2 separate regions of the Homo sapiens genome follow, and region 2 is linked to region 1. A link is an interaction called in ENCODE POLR2A ChIA-PET data of the cell type or tissue named here. Cell type or tissue: A673. All regions are shown on one strand.

The links. Peaks named below come from ENCODE experiments on the same cell type or tissue, not always from the same donor. Only the 100,000 strongest peaks of a DNase experiment are listed, where the experiment ranks them.
Region 2: POLR2A ChIA-PET joins it to region 1 with 7 read pairs; 7 of 35 experiments call an interaction of 5 or more read pairs at or near these places.

What each region holds. Positions count from the first base shown.
Region 1 is chr1:225,575,840-225,583,839 of GRCh38, forward strand. All of the region lies in intron 1 of ENAH (ENAH actin regulator), which reads right to left. Among named protein-coding and RNA genes, the nearest start is that of ENAH, 73 kb to the right of the region's middle. RefSeq lists an enhancer at 176-345. In A673, no CTCF peak of the experiment used is centred here; a DNase peak (open chromatin) is centred at 4,522; H3K27ac peaks cover 2,719 bases.
Region 2 is chr1:225,716,480-225,724,479 of GRCh38, forward strand. No RefSeq gene overlaps it. Among named protein-coding and RNA genes, the nearest start is that of SRP9, 57 kb to the right of the region's middle. In A673, no CTCF peak of the experiment used is centred here; no DNase peak of the experiment used is centred here.

The DNA.
Region 1 (8,000 bases):
AAAAGTGGTGAGAGATACTAAGTATAAAAAGTAAACATCTGTAAACTTGGAGTAAGAGCCCTGAAATACGACAGTGAAAGCTTCCTTTTCTGACCTCCAATGCCCAAATGGACAATCTCTCCACTCCTCCCCTTCCCATCCACAAACCATACCACTAGCACTCTAAATGCTCAGAGCTCCTCAACTCATCACTCTGCACTGTTCTGCTCCCAGAGGTTGAGAATCAGCTGTGCAGCCTGGGCAACATAGCAAGACCCCCACCTCTACAGAAATGAAAAAACTTAAAAATCAGCTGGGCACAATGGCACATGCCTGTAGTCTTAAGTACTTGGGAGGCTGAGGTGGGAGGATCACTTGAGCCAGGAGTTCGAGGCCACAGTGAGTCATGATCATGTCACTGCACTCCAGCCTGCATGACAGAGTGAGACTCTGTCTCAAAAAAAAAAAAAAAAACCCAAAAAACAAAAAGAATCAGCTGTCTGTGACCAAATGTATTCATTATAATTGTACTTGTAAGTCTGCAATCTAAATATTATATAAATTGATATGTGAGTATACAGAAATACTATAAAAATTAAGTTAAATGTTTTGAAAAGTCTTTATCAAGGTAGGTCACTAAAAAGATCATACAAGTCTAACAGAATTCTGTATTCAGAATGCTTTGCATATGTCTAAGTTCTCTCTCCACTTCAAAGAAACCAAAGCTGAAACGTCATTATCTGCTGGGGCATGCTTTAGGAAGAAAAACAATATAGAGTTCTCATCACCAGACTAACACTAAAGAAAAAGCTTTACAGCAAAAGACTAGAGAATTAACACATATAACAGAGACTAGAGTATTTAAAGAGTGAGAGGCACCATAGGAGCAAGCACACAGAGGAACATCCATATGAAGAGGCAGCAAGAGGGCGGCCATCTGCAAGCCAAGGAGACAGGCCTCAGAGGAAACCAGCACCAGCCCTGCCAGCACATCAAGCTCAGACTTTTCAGAGCTGTGAGAAAGTAAATTTCTGGGCCAGGCACAGTGGCTCACACCTGTAATCCCAGCACTTTGGGAGGCTGAGGCAGGTGGATTGCTGGAGCCCAGGAGTTCAAGACCAGCCTGGGCAACATAACAAAACCCCACCTCTACAAAAAGTGCAAAACTTAGCTGGGCAGGGTGGCAGGCACGTGTAGTCCCAGCTATTCAGGAGGCTGAGGTGGGAGGATTACTGGAGCCTTGGGCCAAGATTGTGCCACTGCACTCCAACCTGGGTGACAGAGTTAAGACCCCATCTCAAAAAACTTTTTAAAAAACTTAAAAATCTGTTTAAGCTTCCAAAAATAAATGAAAAATAAATATTTAAAGTTATATGTCATTTTTAAGGATACCAAACTTGATTTCAACTAACTAACCACTATCACCAGTAGACCAAATTAGAAACTTATCTCCTTTGCCATTCCATTAAAAAAAGAAAGAAAAAATCTTGCTAAGAATCAGGAGAAAAAATTTGCTTGCTAGTTACAATTCGGTTCTGCCACAATGGCTGAGAGATTGAGGAATACAACAAAAACACTGTGAATGCCACTGACAAACAGCAGATGCAAATAACGGCAGCCTACAAAGTTATTTTCTGCAAGGCAAGAAAACCATCTGGAATGCAGCAGCACCAAATATGCAGAAAGGCAAAACTTCCTCTAAAGACCACACTTATGTTTCATTCATCTTTCTGAGAAATAGAATAATAAATAAAAGGTAAAAACATCAATATGGCACTATTAAACTCTTTGTCCTACAACACCTATATTCATGTGCAAAGTACAAATGCAGTCTAGTATAACTGATCCAGATTCACCAAAGAAAATGGTCAGTCTAAATGACCATCAAAAGCAAGATGGCATGATTTAAAAGAAAACATTTCAGCAAATCTATTGGGTCATTCTGCAGGATGAAAAAATCTCTTAAAATAGGGGAAAACGTTAAAGGTTAAATACAATAGTATGTAGAAAAAGTACTTTAGAGAATGTACCTACCACATGTAGTCATGTGTGCTTAGGAGTAATCTTTTTTTCAATAGGGAGTAATCTTTTTAGGGAGTAATCTTTTCTCAATAATTCTTATGGTACTATTTGACTTCAATCATGAATTCCTCTTACTTAAGTATAGAATCTGCAAAATTCAATAAATGTGACTCAGGCGGTAAAAAGAACCTGTCCCTATCTGCAACATACCTGGAGACAGAGAATAATAAAGACAATTAGAATGCACAATTTCCATATTCTTAGAACCATAAGAGAGACAGAGAAACTTGTAAAACTTACAAAAGCTCTGGAGACCGAAAAAAATAAAAAGAAACATTAACAGGCTGGATACAGTGGCTCTAACCTGCAATCCCAGCACTCTGAGAAGCCAAGGCAGGAAGATCACTTGAGCCCAGGAGTTAGAGATCAGCCTGGACAAAACAAAGTGAGACTCTGTCTCCACAAGATATGAAAAATAAAATAAATTAGCCAGGCACAATGGTGTGCACCTGTAGTCCCACCTACTTGGGAGGCTGAGGTAGAAGGACCACTTCAGCCCAGGAGTGCAAGGTTACAGTGAGCTATTACTGAGCCACTGCATTCCAGCTTGGGCGACAGAGCGAGACACTCTCTCTTAAAAAAGGAAGAAAAGAAAGAAATATTAACAAACTAGTAAGACTGAGATTATCTAGGGTGGGAACCTGCTCTGTGTGTGCAACTCTAGCTGGCCACATAATGACAAAGACAGCCTGCTGCTAAGCAGCACAGAAAAAATTCAAGCAATGCTCTTTCTTGTAATATGAAAGACTAATTAACAAAGATAAAGCAAACGTTACTTGGAAAAATTAAAACCAACAGTTTCAGAAGAATGCACTCTACAACTGTCTATAAATATTTCAGAGTATTGTTTAACTGTAGGCACAAAAAATCCTATCAATGAGGAAAAATCTTATCAGTGAATTACTATCTAATAGAGACTAACAGCTCCCCAGTTAGTCAGTTATAAAGAATCCAAATCTCTTGGTTTATGTTATGAAAGACCTAAATCCCAGAGACAATTAAGTGACATAAGCAGTTACTGAGCCAGTGTTGATACTAATAATACTACTAATAATAGTAAAAAATAAGGATATGTATATAGTACTTACTAAGTGCCATATATGGTTCTATGTGCTTTGCCTTTATTAATTCGCTTATTTCTTCAACAACCTTATGTGGTAGGTACCGTTAATATCCCCATTTTACAGATAGGAAATGGAGACACAAGAAGTGAATTAACTTGACTAAAGACATACTGTAGGGAGAGGCAGAAATGGGACTTAAAGCAGCCAGTCTGCTTCCAGGTCTGGACTTGCAACCACTCTACTAAAAAAAGAAAGATTCTGACTATAAACTATATTAGTTCCACAAAATTACCTCTTCACATATTTTCTATTATTTCCACATTATACTTCATGTTATATTTAATTTGAAGCTAAGAGGAAAGAATTTATTTGCTGAAATTTATGTTCTTTTTAGAAATAACCAAGGTTTATTTTAAAGGTTTCATTACTGAAGATACAATGTTAACCTATAACAAAAACATGTCTAGAATATCAGATTTTTTTAAGGCAGTAGGAAGAAACTTATTCATAAAATTAATACTCCAGGGAAAGTTTCCTTCAAATAGAATCTCAACTTTCTTCAAAGAATTACATGAAAGACAAAATCTGTGGGAAACATTTTAGACATCAAACTATAGATACAGATAGAGATTCACACAGACATGCACACAGAAACATGAAGAATAGAATAGCAGCTATCGTTCCATTATTTTATTTAAACTACTCCAACTTTGTTACTACACAATGTATGAGTTTAGCACATTACAGGACGCACATGAACTTTGAAATCTATTAGCCAATTAGAAGAATATGTCTTTACATCTTTCAAAAAGAATAGGTAAAAAGAAATAATATATTTTCAGTTATAAATATTTTCATCCAAGTCAGTGTAGAAAAATATTGACTAGAAAATTAAGATAAAACTTCAACCTAAAACTACAGAAAAAGAACCTTTCAATGTTTAAAGTTTTGTTATGTTCCTTTATTTGAGATGCTTTGCTGTTCTTCCTATGTAAGACATCACATAGCTTCCTAGTGGTAAACTTTGCTTTTAAAATTTCTCACCCTACTGTGTGATTCTGGTTCCTACTCTAAGTATACACTGTAAGAAATAAAAATTTATTATACCTTCTTCTTCTTCCCCACACCCTCAACTCATCAACAACAAAAAAATAGCTATTAATAATCTCCACACCTCCTAGTATTCATGCCCAGAGACTTACCTCTACTGAACAGAATATGGGAAAAAAAATACATATATATATATATGGAATGTCACTTCCAAGGTTAATTTACGAAGTGACTCTGGCTTCCATCTAGCTTGCCACCACCTTATGGAGAGGCCCACACGAGACAATTATCAGGAATAAAATGAGGCCCTCAGTCTAACAGCTGGCATGCAACTAAATCCAATCCATTAATGTGAATGAGCTTAGAAGCAGATCCTCCTCCCCCCGTGATGACTTCAGTTGAGACTGCAGCCCTGGCCAACATTTTGACTGCATTTATGAAAGACCCTGAGCTAGAGGAACCACCTAAGCCAAACCCAGAATCCTGACCCTCAGAAACTGTGTAATAAATACGTGACGTTTTAAGCCACTAAAACTTTGTGTAATTTATTGTGTGGCTATAAGTAACACACTACCCCTTCACTCCCTCGTGCCTGACCCCAAGACCTTAAACTACTTAAGATTGGGCCGGGTGCAATTCACGCCTGTAATCCCAGCACTTTGGGAGGCCAAGGTGGGTGGATCATTTGAGATCAGGACTTCGAGAACAGCCTGGCCAACATGGTGAAACCCTGTCTCTATTAAAAATACAAAAATTAGCCAGCCATGGTGTCTCGTGCCGTAATCCCAGCTACTTGGGAGGCTGAAGCCTGGGAGGGTGGAAGTTGCAGTGAGCCGAGATCGCATCACTGTACTCCAGCCTGGGCAACAGGGCGAGACTCTGTCTCAAGAAAAAAACCAAAAAAAAAAAAAAAAAAAGCCAAGATTACCTCAGATTTCATAAGCTCCGTGACTTTTAGCACACATATAGGCACACAGGGCTCAGATTCTTCGTCTGGCCACCCATCTTTTTTTAACTGGACTTGTAATTTTCAAAGATCAATTCCCAGTGCACCAGCAAACCTAAACCGTCATTCACAGCATGAGAGTTCACAAAAAGTACAGACATCTAGAAATGGTCACAGAAAAAAAAGAAAAATGTGGGAAAACACTTCACTTGGCAACACATACTTCCCTATCTTAATAAATTCTCCCATTAATAAGAAACTTTTCTCAGTAACTGAATAGATTATTTCACCTGTTTCCTGTAGTTCTTCTTTTCCTCACATTATTTTCATGAAGTTATATGGCAAAGCCTCTCAAAATACTTTCCAAGCACCGTAGAGTTAAAAATATCAAGTGTGGCTAATTTTAGCTATAAAGGCACCAGGCAGAGCCAAGTTAGACAGACGTGGAAATAAAAACGGGATGAAAGATGGAGTGGGAGTGGAGGGTGGAGGGTGAGCCACACTGACTTCTTATATTTTTATTTTGCAAGGTTATTAATTTCAATGAATGAATAGTGTCAGCAAAAGACAAGTACCATATGAGATCAAGAAAGAAAAACTAAAGCAGAATACTATAGAATCTCAATCTATTTTTCTCAAAATGTAAGCAGGGAGGGTTCTGCTTCTGGCCAAGTAATGGCCAACTTTCCAAATGACCCTCCCATAGATAAAACTATAAACTCTGGATTAAAATTAAAAAGAATTTTTTTCTGAGACAGGGTTTCACTCCGTCACCCAGGCTGGAGTGCAGTGGTGCTCACTGCATCCTCTACCTCCCAGGCCCAAGCAATCCTCCTACCTCAGCCTCCCAAGTAGCTGGGACAAACCACAGGCACGCACCACCACACCCAGCTAATTTTTTTTTTTTTTTTTAATTTTTGGTAGAGATGGGATCTCCCTATCTTGCCAAGGCTGGTCTCTAACTCCTGAGCTCAAGCAATCCTCATCTCTGGATAAAATTTATAGAACAACTATATGAAATGTATGGTTTGGATCTGTGTCCCTGCCCAAATGTCATGTCACTGTAATCCCCAATGTTGGGGGTGGGGCCTGGTGCAAGGTGACAGGATAATGAGGGTCGTCCTTTCTGAATGGTTTAGCAACATCCCCTTGGTGCTATTCCTTTGATAGTAAGTTCTCATGAGATCTGGTTGTCTTCCCCCCCTCTCTCTCTCTTGCTCCTGCTCCAGCCACAGGAAGTGCCAGCTCCCCCTTTGCCTTCCGCCATGACTGTAAGTTTCCTGAGGCCTCCCCGGAAGCCAGCATCATGATTCTTGTAAAGCCTATGGAACCGTAAGCCAATTAAACTTCTGTTCTTTATACATTACCCAAGCTCAGGTATTTATTTATAGCAGTGAAAAGAACGGACTAATGCAGGAAGGCACTGGAGAATGAGAAGAAGGGAGTCAACTCTTTTAAGAAAGGAATAATACGGGGAGAGTTCTCTGATGTTTACAGCTTTTAGCCTGACAACTGGTCCTGGTCTGTGCTACATGGGAGAGCTAAAACTCCAACAGAAACCCCCACAGACTTTCTAGCTTAAAGATAAAAGGATAGAGTTCAGGGCAATCCATAGCTGCTGCAAAATGAGAGGAAATTCCTGGGAGGAAAATGAGCCAGTGGGCAGGAAGGAACCCCAAATTCTGTATATAAACTCTGCCTAAATCTCTGGATGATCCCTGATCTACTCATGTGTAGGGCAGTTTCCAAGTAACTAAAAGAGCTGAACCAAAATATGACCCACTGCCTAAAAGACAGAATTTGCTGTTTTGAGTCCAACCAAGTTATACAGATCTGTGGGACAGTATCATTGGGGCTAACATATTAATATGTGTAAGAGTCTGGGACAACTCCCCACTCTCCGCAAAAAAGAGCAAAGCATATTCAATCTAAAAACAACCACAAGTAGGTATATCACAGTTGAAGACGAAGATACTTGAAATGGCTAGAGAAAAATGAAACTTTACATAAAGAAGAACAATAAATTGGATGACCACAGACATCTTCATATTGTACTGCAGAAACAAAAGAGAACAGAGACAATAAAACAACATCTTTAAAGAGCTCAAATACAAAGCTGCCAATCTAGAATTCCATATCCAGGGAAAATATTCTTTAAAAATGAAGGCAAATAAAGATATTTTAAGAAAAAAGAGGCCAGGCGAGGTGGCTCACACCTGTAATCTCAGCACTTTGGGAGGCTGAGGCGAGCAGATCACCTGAGGTCAGAAGTTCAAGACTAGCCTGGCCAACATGGTGAAACCTCATCTCTACAAAAATACAAAAACTAGCCAGGCATGATGGCGGGTGCCTGTAATCCCAGCTACTCAGGAGGCTGAGGTGGGAGAATTGCTTGAACCAGGAGGTGGAGTTGCAGTGAGCCAAGATCGCGCCATTGCACTCCAGACTGGGCGACAGAGGAAGACCCTGTATCAAAAAAAAAAAAAAAAAAAAGAGAGAGAGAATTATTCAAGTTGAAAGAAAATGGTACCAGACACTCAAATAGTCTGTAAGAAATGAAGAGCATTAGGCTGGGCGCAGTGGCACATGCCTGTAATCCCAGCATTTTGGGAAGCAGAGGCGGGTGGATCACCTGAGGTCAGGAGTTCATGACCAGCCTAACATGGTGAAACCCTGTCTCTACTAAATACAAAAAAAGTTAGCCAGGCATGGTGGCGCATGCCTGTAATCTGAGCTACCTGGGAGGCTAAGTCAGGAGAATCACTTGTACCTGGGAGGTGGAGGTTGCAGTGAGCCCAGATTGCACCACTGCACTCCAGCCTGGGCAACAAGAGCAAACCTCCATCTCAAAAAAAAAAAAAGAAAAGAAAGAAAGAAAA
Region 2 (8,000 bases), 140 kb after region 1:
AAGAGATGCCAACATGAGATTTTGGAATTGGATCACCTACCATCCAGCTGGCAGTGCAGACCCCATCAGTGGCAGTAGAAGAAGTACATATAGTCCGTAGCACAAGATAGCAGTGAAATTGTTAAAACTTTTGCCAATGGTGAACTAGAATGGTATTCCCATGGAAGGAAATGCACCAGAGGGTGTGACCTATCAGGTGGTTGAGAAATATGGGGAGAATTACCACAAGGACAATTCAATTAGGTGGCTTTCACTAAGGATAATTAACACTTTGAAAAAAATAATGAAATGTTGAAAAGGATTCATCAGCAATTGAAAACTGAGTGGAGCTCATAGGGATACTCTCATCCCTTGCACCTGGAGGAAAGGGAAAGCTGAGGACCAGGTACATGGTGTAATCCTAATAGTAGCAGAGTGCAGGCCGGGTGCGGTGGCTCATGCCTATAATCCCAGCACTCTGGGAGGCCAAGGCGGGTAGATCACGAGGTCAGGAGTTCAAGACCAGCCTGGCCAAGATGGTGAAACACCATCTCTACTAAAAATACAAACAGCTGGGCACGGTGGCTCACACCTGTAATCCCAGCACTCTGGGAGGCCGAGGCAGGCAGGTCACCTGAGGTCAGGAGTTTGAGACCAGCCTGACCAATATGGTGAAACCCTGTCTCTACTAAAAATACAAAAAAATTAGCTGGGCATCATGGCACAGGCCTGTAGTCCCAACTACTCGGGAGGCTGAGACACCCGGGAGGTGGAGGTTGCAGTGAGCTGAGATTGTACCACTGCAATCCAGCTTGGGTGACCGACTGAGACTTCGTCTCAAATAAATAAATAAATAATACAAAAAAACAAAAAACAAAAATTAGCTGGGCGCAGTGGCAGGTGCCTGTAATCCCAGCTACTCAGGAGGCTGAGGCAGGAGAATCACTTGAACCTGTGCGGCAGAGTTTGCAGTGAGCCGAGATTGCACCATTGCACTCCAGCCTGGGCGACAGAATGGGACTCTGATACATGAGATGTGAATATCTGAGTGGATGTACCCAAAGATCTTGAATTCCCAGATTGCTCTGAGCCTGCAGAAGTGGCCCACCTTTCTCTAAGGGCTGGCACTCCCGGTTTGCTAAAAGATGATGCAGAGGACTCTCTTCTGCAGGACAACATGCACCTCATGTAGAATCTGCCACCATCTGCCCTCCTGACCACTAACCCAGTAACTAGGGTAAAGTCACAGCATGACTTGGCCAGAGACACGCTGGGTCTCATAAGAGAAGGAAGCGCTTCTACTGTGAAGGAGCTGCAGAACCTACCAACATGTACCGGGAGCTGTTGACAGACCGCTGGGGATGGATCCTAGGGGAGACCCTGAGACTGGAAGAATATGCCCGAGACTATGTTCAGAAGGCATGGGATCAACAGGGGCAAAACATTTCGAAAAAGGAAAGGTGATCAATTTGGGAATGCCCTGGCATGATCGCGGGATGACAGTGGGAACATACTGCTGGAATGGCTCTTAGAAGCCTGAAGAAAATTATGGCCCACACCAACTAAGGTAGGAATGCCAGAATTGCCATAACAGAAGATGGAAGAGGGGAAAAGGCTCAGAAAAATGGCCATGCTAGAACTGCTATACTGCATGCAGCAGGAAAGCCTGCAAGGTGACTATATCCCACAGGAGACCCAGAAGATATCCCAAAGCAATAAGGAATGCACTGCTGGGAGAGACATAAGAGGGCACCAGTATCACCAGGAGTCTCTAGGCCAGGGCTAATGATCAGACAGAACTAGACTCACGCATGGCAGTGGGGATGATGGGACCCTGAAACAATAGAAGCTGTTAGCCCTCAGTAGCCAGGTGGATGCAATTATCATAATGAGCAGCAAGTTTGGAGTGGCAGCTGGGGGACCCTGATCCTCAGAGAGTTGTGGCGATAGTTACTAGAACATAGCAAAACTAATTGGGCAAAAGGGTTCTGCTCGCTGGGCACAGTGGCTCACGCCTGTAATCCTAGCACTTTGGGAGGCCGAGGCAGGCAGATCACGAGGTCAGGAGATCAAGACCATCCTGGCTAATATGGTGAAACTCCGTCTCTACTAAAAATACCAAAAGTTAGCCGGGCGTGGTGGCAGGCACCCTGTAGTCCCAGCTACTTGGGAGGCTGAGGAGAATGGCATGAACCCGGGAGGTGGAGCTTGCAGTGAGCTGAGATCGCGCCACTGTACTCCAGCCTGGGCGACAGAGTGAGACTCCGTCTCAAAAACAAAACAAAACAAAAGGGTTCTGCTCAATCTGTACAACAAAGAGAAATCAAGAACAGTTGATCAGCAAGCCAAGGGCAGCTGCCCCCAATAAAAAGTCACAATCATTTGCTCAGTTTCCAGACAGGAACTAGTTTTCAGACCCAGAACCCATAGATGAAAAGAGAAGCCAGGTCCCCAGTAAGTACGCTGTCAGATCATGTACACTGATATATATGGTAAGTACCCAGTAAGTACCCTGTCAGATCATGTACACTGATGTACATGGTGGACATTTCCCAGGTTCTTCCCCAAAGGGAACTCTGGCCACTTATTTGGGTAGTCATACTCTGAGAAAAGGGAATACTCTTTTTTTTTTTTTTGAGACGGAATCCCGCTCTGTTGCCCAGGCTGAAGTACAGTGGCATGATCTCGGCTTGCTGCAGCCTCGGCCTCCTGGATTCAAGCGTTTCTCGGGCCTCAGCCTCTTGAGTAGCTGAGATTACAGGAGCCCACCACCACACCAGCTAAATTTTGTAATTTTAGTATAGACAGGGTTTCACCATGTTGGCCAGGCTGGTCTTGAACTCCTGGCCTCGAGTGATCCGCCCTCCTCTGCCTCCCAAAGTGGTGTGAGCCACCGTGCCGGGCCAGGAATACTCTTTTAAACACTGTTAGGTATGAGGTCCTAGTTGAGACCCTGAGACTGGAAACATCATCATGAGACACGTTTAAAGTACACATGGGGGCCAGGTAGTAAATGGAGGCTGGCCTAGGTGTGGCCCACCGTGTGCCCACCAAGTCCACAGATTCACCAAGTGGTCATTTTTCTAGTCCTTGAATATATCATTAGAATGGACTTACCTTGGTTTCTTGGCCTGTGGAATAAGAGCTATTATAATGGGAAGGTCAAGTGGAAGCCTCTGAAACTGCATTTCCGGCACCCTCCTTCCCCCATGAGCCAAGACAGTAAATCAAATTATGCATCCCAGCTGGGGGTGACAGCCATTCATAAAAAAAGTAATGGGGGCTGGGCACAGTGGCTCACGCCTGTAATCCCAGCACTTTGGGAGGCTGAGGCAGACGGATCATGAGGTCAGGAGTTCAAGACCAGCCTGGTCAACACGGTGAAACCTCGTCTCTACTAAAAATCAAAAAATTAGCCAAGCATGGTGGTGGGCGCCTGTAATCCCAGCTACTTGGGAGGCTGAGGCAGCAGAATCACTTGAACTTGGGAGGAGGAAGTTGCAGTGAGCCAAGGTCGAGCCACTATACTTCAGCCTGGATGACGGAGTGAGACTCTGTCTCAAAAAAAAAAAAAAGTAACTGGGAAAGACCCAAGGGATACAAGGTAGGTAGTTTCCACCACATCTCCATTTAATTACCCATCCAAACTGTGAAAGTCAGGCAGATCCTAGAGGATGACAATAGGTTACTGTAGTCAACCAAGCAGTAGTCCTATCTGTAGCTGCTGTGCCAGATGTGATATCTTTGCTAGTGCAAATTAACATATTCTCAGGTACATAATAAGTGGCCACTGAACCGGTGAGTGCGTTCTTTTCCATCCTATCAAAAAGAGGATCAGAACAGTTGATTCACTTGGAACAGACAACATGTACATTTACAGGCCGGGCGCGGTGGCTCACGCCTGTAATCCTAGCACTTTGGAAGGCTGAGACGGACAGATCAGGAGATTGAGTCCATCCTGGCTAACACAGTGAAACCCCATCTCTACTAAAAATACAAAAAAATTAGCCGGGCATGGTGGCAGGCGCCTGTAGTCCCAGCTACTCTGGAGGCTGAGGCAGAAGAATGATGTGAACCTGGGAGGCGGAGCTTGCAGTGAGCCGAGATCACGCCACTGCACTCCAGCCTGGGTGACAGAGCGAGACTCTGTCTCAAAAAAAAAAAAAAAAAAAAAGTACATTTACAGTCTTGCCCCAGGGCTGTGTTAATGCTCCTGCTCGTGGCATAATATAGTCCTGAGAGACACGGGCTGGCTGGATACTGATGACATCATGCTAATCGAACCAGCTAAGCGAGAATTCACTAGTGCATCAGAGACCTCTGTAACATGCATTCCAGAGCGTAGGAGAAAAACCCTATGTTAGACATCAGAGGTCTAACATCTCAGTGACATTTTTAGAGGTCCAGGGGCCTGGGACATGCTGAGACTACTCCTCAAGGGAAAGAATACATTATTGGATCTTGTACTTCCCATCACAAAGTAGGAAGCCTAATACCTAGTAGGCCTCTTTGAGTTCCAGAGGCAACATATTCCAAAAATGGGACTATCGCTTTAACTCGTACTCCAGATGACATGAAAGCCTGTCAATTTTAAGTGGGGCCAAGAGCAGGAAAGGGCCCCGTAGCATGTCCAGGCTACAATGCAATCAGTCCTGCTGCTTCGGCCAGATGATCCAGCAGACTCTATGTTATTAGAGGTATCAGTGTTGGAAATTTATGACAAGTCCCAGAGGGAGAATCATAGTGCAGATTTGCAAGGTTCTGGAACAAGGCTATGCTATCTGTAACAGAGAATTAAATGCCTTTCTAGAAAGCTCCTGGAATGCTATTAGGCCCTGTTAGAGACAGAGCACCTGACCATTGGACACCAAGTAACTAGGCAGCCATAAGTGCTCAACATGAGCTGGGTTCTATCAGAGCCATGGAGTCATAAGGTGAGGGAGGCCCAATCCCAGCAGAAGTCCATCATAAGGCAGAAATGGTATATCCAGGATCAAACAGGTGCAGGCTGAACAGCACATGTGATCTGCATGAGCTAGTAGCCCAGACACACAAGCCACTCATCACTGTTATACCAGCATCTCTCTCAGCTCACACCTATGGTTCCATGTGGATCCCTGATTGTGATTAGTTAACAGAGAAGAAAAAAACTGAGTGTGGTTGATGGATGAGTTGGTTCGATACATGGGTACGAACTGAAAATGGGTGATGGCTGCACTACAGTGCCATTCAGGGATGACCTTGAAAGACAATGGTGAGCAGAAATATTCTCAATGGGCAGTGAATCTGTCATCAGGTTTATATGCAAAAACAAATGGCTTGGGTTTAGAACAAACTAGGACTCATGGGTAGTGATAATGGCTTGGTCAATGGCGTTCAAAGAGAAAGATATGAAGATCGGGACAAAGAAGTATGTGGTAGAGGCACTTGGATGACATGTAGGAGTGGACGCGCAGTGCGAAGATCATTGATTAGCATGTTAGTGCCTATGCAACAGCACTCACAACACATGCGTGGAGCAGCCATGGTGGAAGGGATGGAGGCTAGACATGGGCCCAATAGCAGAGGCTCACCAAGGTCGCACTAGCTCCTGCTACTACATGTCCAATCTGCCAGCAATAGTTACCAGCACTGAGTCCTTTCTTTGGTATCATCCCTTGAGGGGACTGACCAGCCACCTTGCAAGGAGTAGCAATTAACTTAGACAGAAATAGACATTCTGGGGATGGTTTCGGCTTTCCTCCATACAGTGTCTCAACCAGCACCACTATCCCAAGGCTTATAGAGTGTTGAATCCACCAGCACGGGATCCTACATAGCATTGCATTAGACCAACAGACCCACTTTACAACAAAGGAGGTGCAAGAGTAGGTCCATGCCCATCATATCACATATTGAAACCAACTCAATAGTCCCACAGTTTTTTGGATAAACCACCAGAATTGATGCTTCTGGTCTTAAAGCTTGAACCTTATATTTGTTTTATCTGCATTCCTTCTTCAGGAAGCAATCTTCAGGCCTCTCAAAAAACTATCAGGCCGGGCACAGTGGCTCACGCCTGTAATCCCAGCACTTTGGGAGGCCGATGCGGGCAGATCATGAGGTCAGGAGTTTGAGACCAGCCTGACCAAAATGGTGAAACCCCGTCTCTACTAAAAATACAAAAATTAGCTGGACATGGTGGTGTGCGCCTGTAATCCCAGCTACTCAGGAGGCTGAGGCAGGAGAATTTCTTGAACCCGGGAGGTGGAGGTTGCAGTGAGCCAAGATCACACCATTGCACACTCCAGCCTGGGCAACAGAGCAAGACTCTTGTCTCAAAGGAAAAAAAAAAAAAAACTATCAAAGAACTGAAATTCAGCCAAGCGCAGTAGCTCACGTCTGTAATCCTAGCACTTTGGGAGGCTGAGGCAGGAGGACTGGGGTCAGGAGTTCGAAACCAGCCTGGCCTACATGGTGAAACCCTGTCTCTACTAAAAATACAAAAAAATGGCCAGGTACAGTGGCTCATGTCTGTAATCCCAGCACTTTGGGAGGCCGAGGCAGGCTGATCACAAGGTCAGGGGTTCAAATACAAAACAAATTGGCCAAGCGTGGTGGTGGGCCCCTGTAATCCCAGCTACTCAGGAGACTGAGAAGGAGAATTGCTTGAACCCAGGAGGCAGAGGTTGCAGGGAGCCGAGATGGCGCCACTGCACTCCAGCCTGGGCAACAAAGCAAGACTCCATCTCAAAAAATAATAATAATAATAAAATAAAATAAATAAAAATACAAAAAAATTAGCCAGGCGTGGTGGTGTGTGCCTGTAATCCCAGCTACTTGGGAGGCTGAGGTAGGAGAACGACTTCAACCCAGGAGGCAGCGGTTACTGTGAGCCAAGATGGTGCCATTGCACTCCAGCCTGGGCGACAGAGCAATACTCTGTCTCAAAAACAGAAAAAGAACTGAAACTCACCAGATCACCACATCCAGACAACGGACAATGAGATGCTGGATCCCTCATTCATCATGATTGCTTCCTTGCCCCTCCCTAGTTCCTATTTTGTTGTACATTGTTACACTTCTTCCCTACTATATAAACCTCTAGTTTTAGTACAGCAGGGAGATGGATTTGAGACTAAGCTCCCATCTCCTCGGCTGTAGCACCCAGTCTGTAGCTACAGAAGGCTATAGCACGCCTTCTTCTTCTTCCTTCTTCTTCTTTTTTCCTTATTCCTTGGTAATACTCATCTCAATCATTGGCTTTCTGTGCAGCGAGAAGCAGGATCTAGACCAAACCCCTGGTGTTTCGATAACAATATCATACTACCCAGTCTCAGAGAATGGTAGAGGTGGAGTAGCCTGTTGAAGCATCAGCTGGGAGGCATTACAAAGATGGCAACAAACTTTCAATCTGGAAACCAAGAGGCAGAAGCAAGAATGACTCCATTTATTCATCATTCTCAATCACCCACTCGGGAAATTTGTGCTTCCTGTCTCTGCAACTATGGGCTCTGCAGGGTTAGAGGTCCTGGCATTGAAATGGAGAAATGCTGGCCAGGCGTAGTGGCTCATGCCTGTAATCCCAGTACTTCAGGAGGCCAAGGCAGAAGGTTGCTTGAGCTCAGGAGTTTGAGACCAGTCTGGGCAACATATTGAGATTCCCATCTCTACAAAAAATTAAAAGTTAGCTGGACATGGTGGCACATGCCTGTAGTCCTGGCTACTTGAGAGGCTGAGATGGGAGGATCACTTAAGATGGGGAGGTTGAGACTGCAGTCTGTCACAATTGTGCTACTGTACACCAGCCTGAGTGACAAAAGGTCTCAAAAAAAAAAAGCTTCCACCGGGGGACCCAGAAAAAATCTCATTGAACAATAAACTATGGCTGCCACTTTGGTACTTCAGGCTATTTGTGCTAAGCAGGACCAGCAGACAAGAAGAAGAGTCACCATCTTGGCAGAGGCGATTGACTGTGATCAGCAAGGGAAGGGAGCTCTATTGCTACACACTGGGGGCAAGGAAGAACATGTTTGGCACCC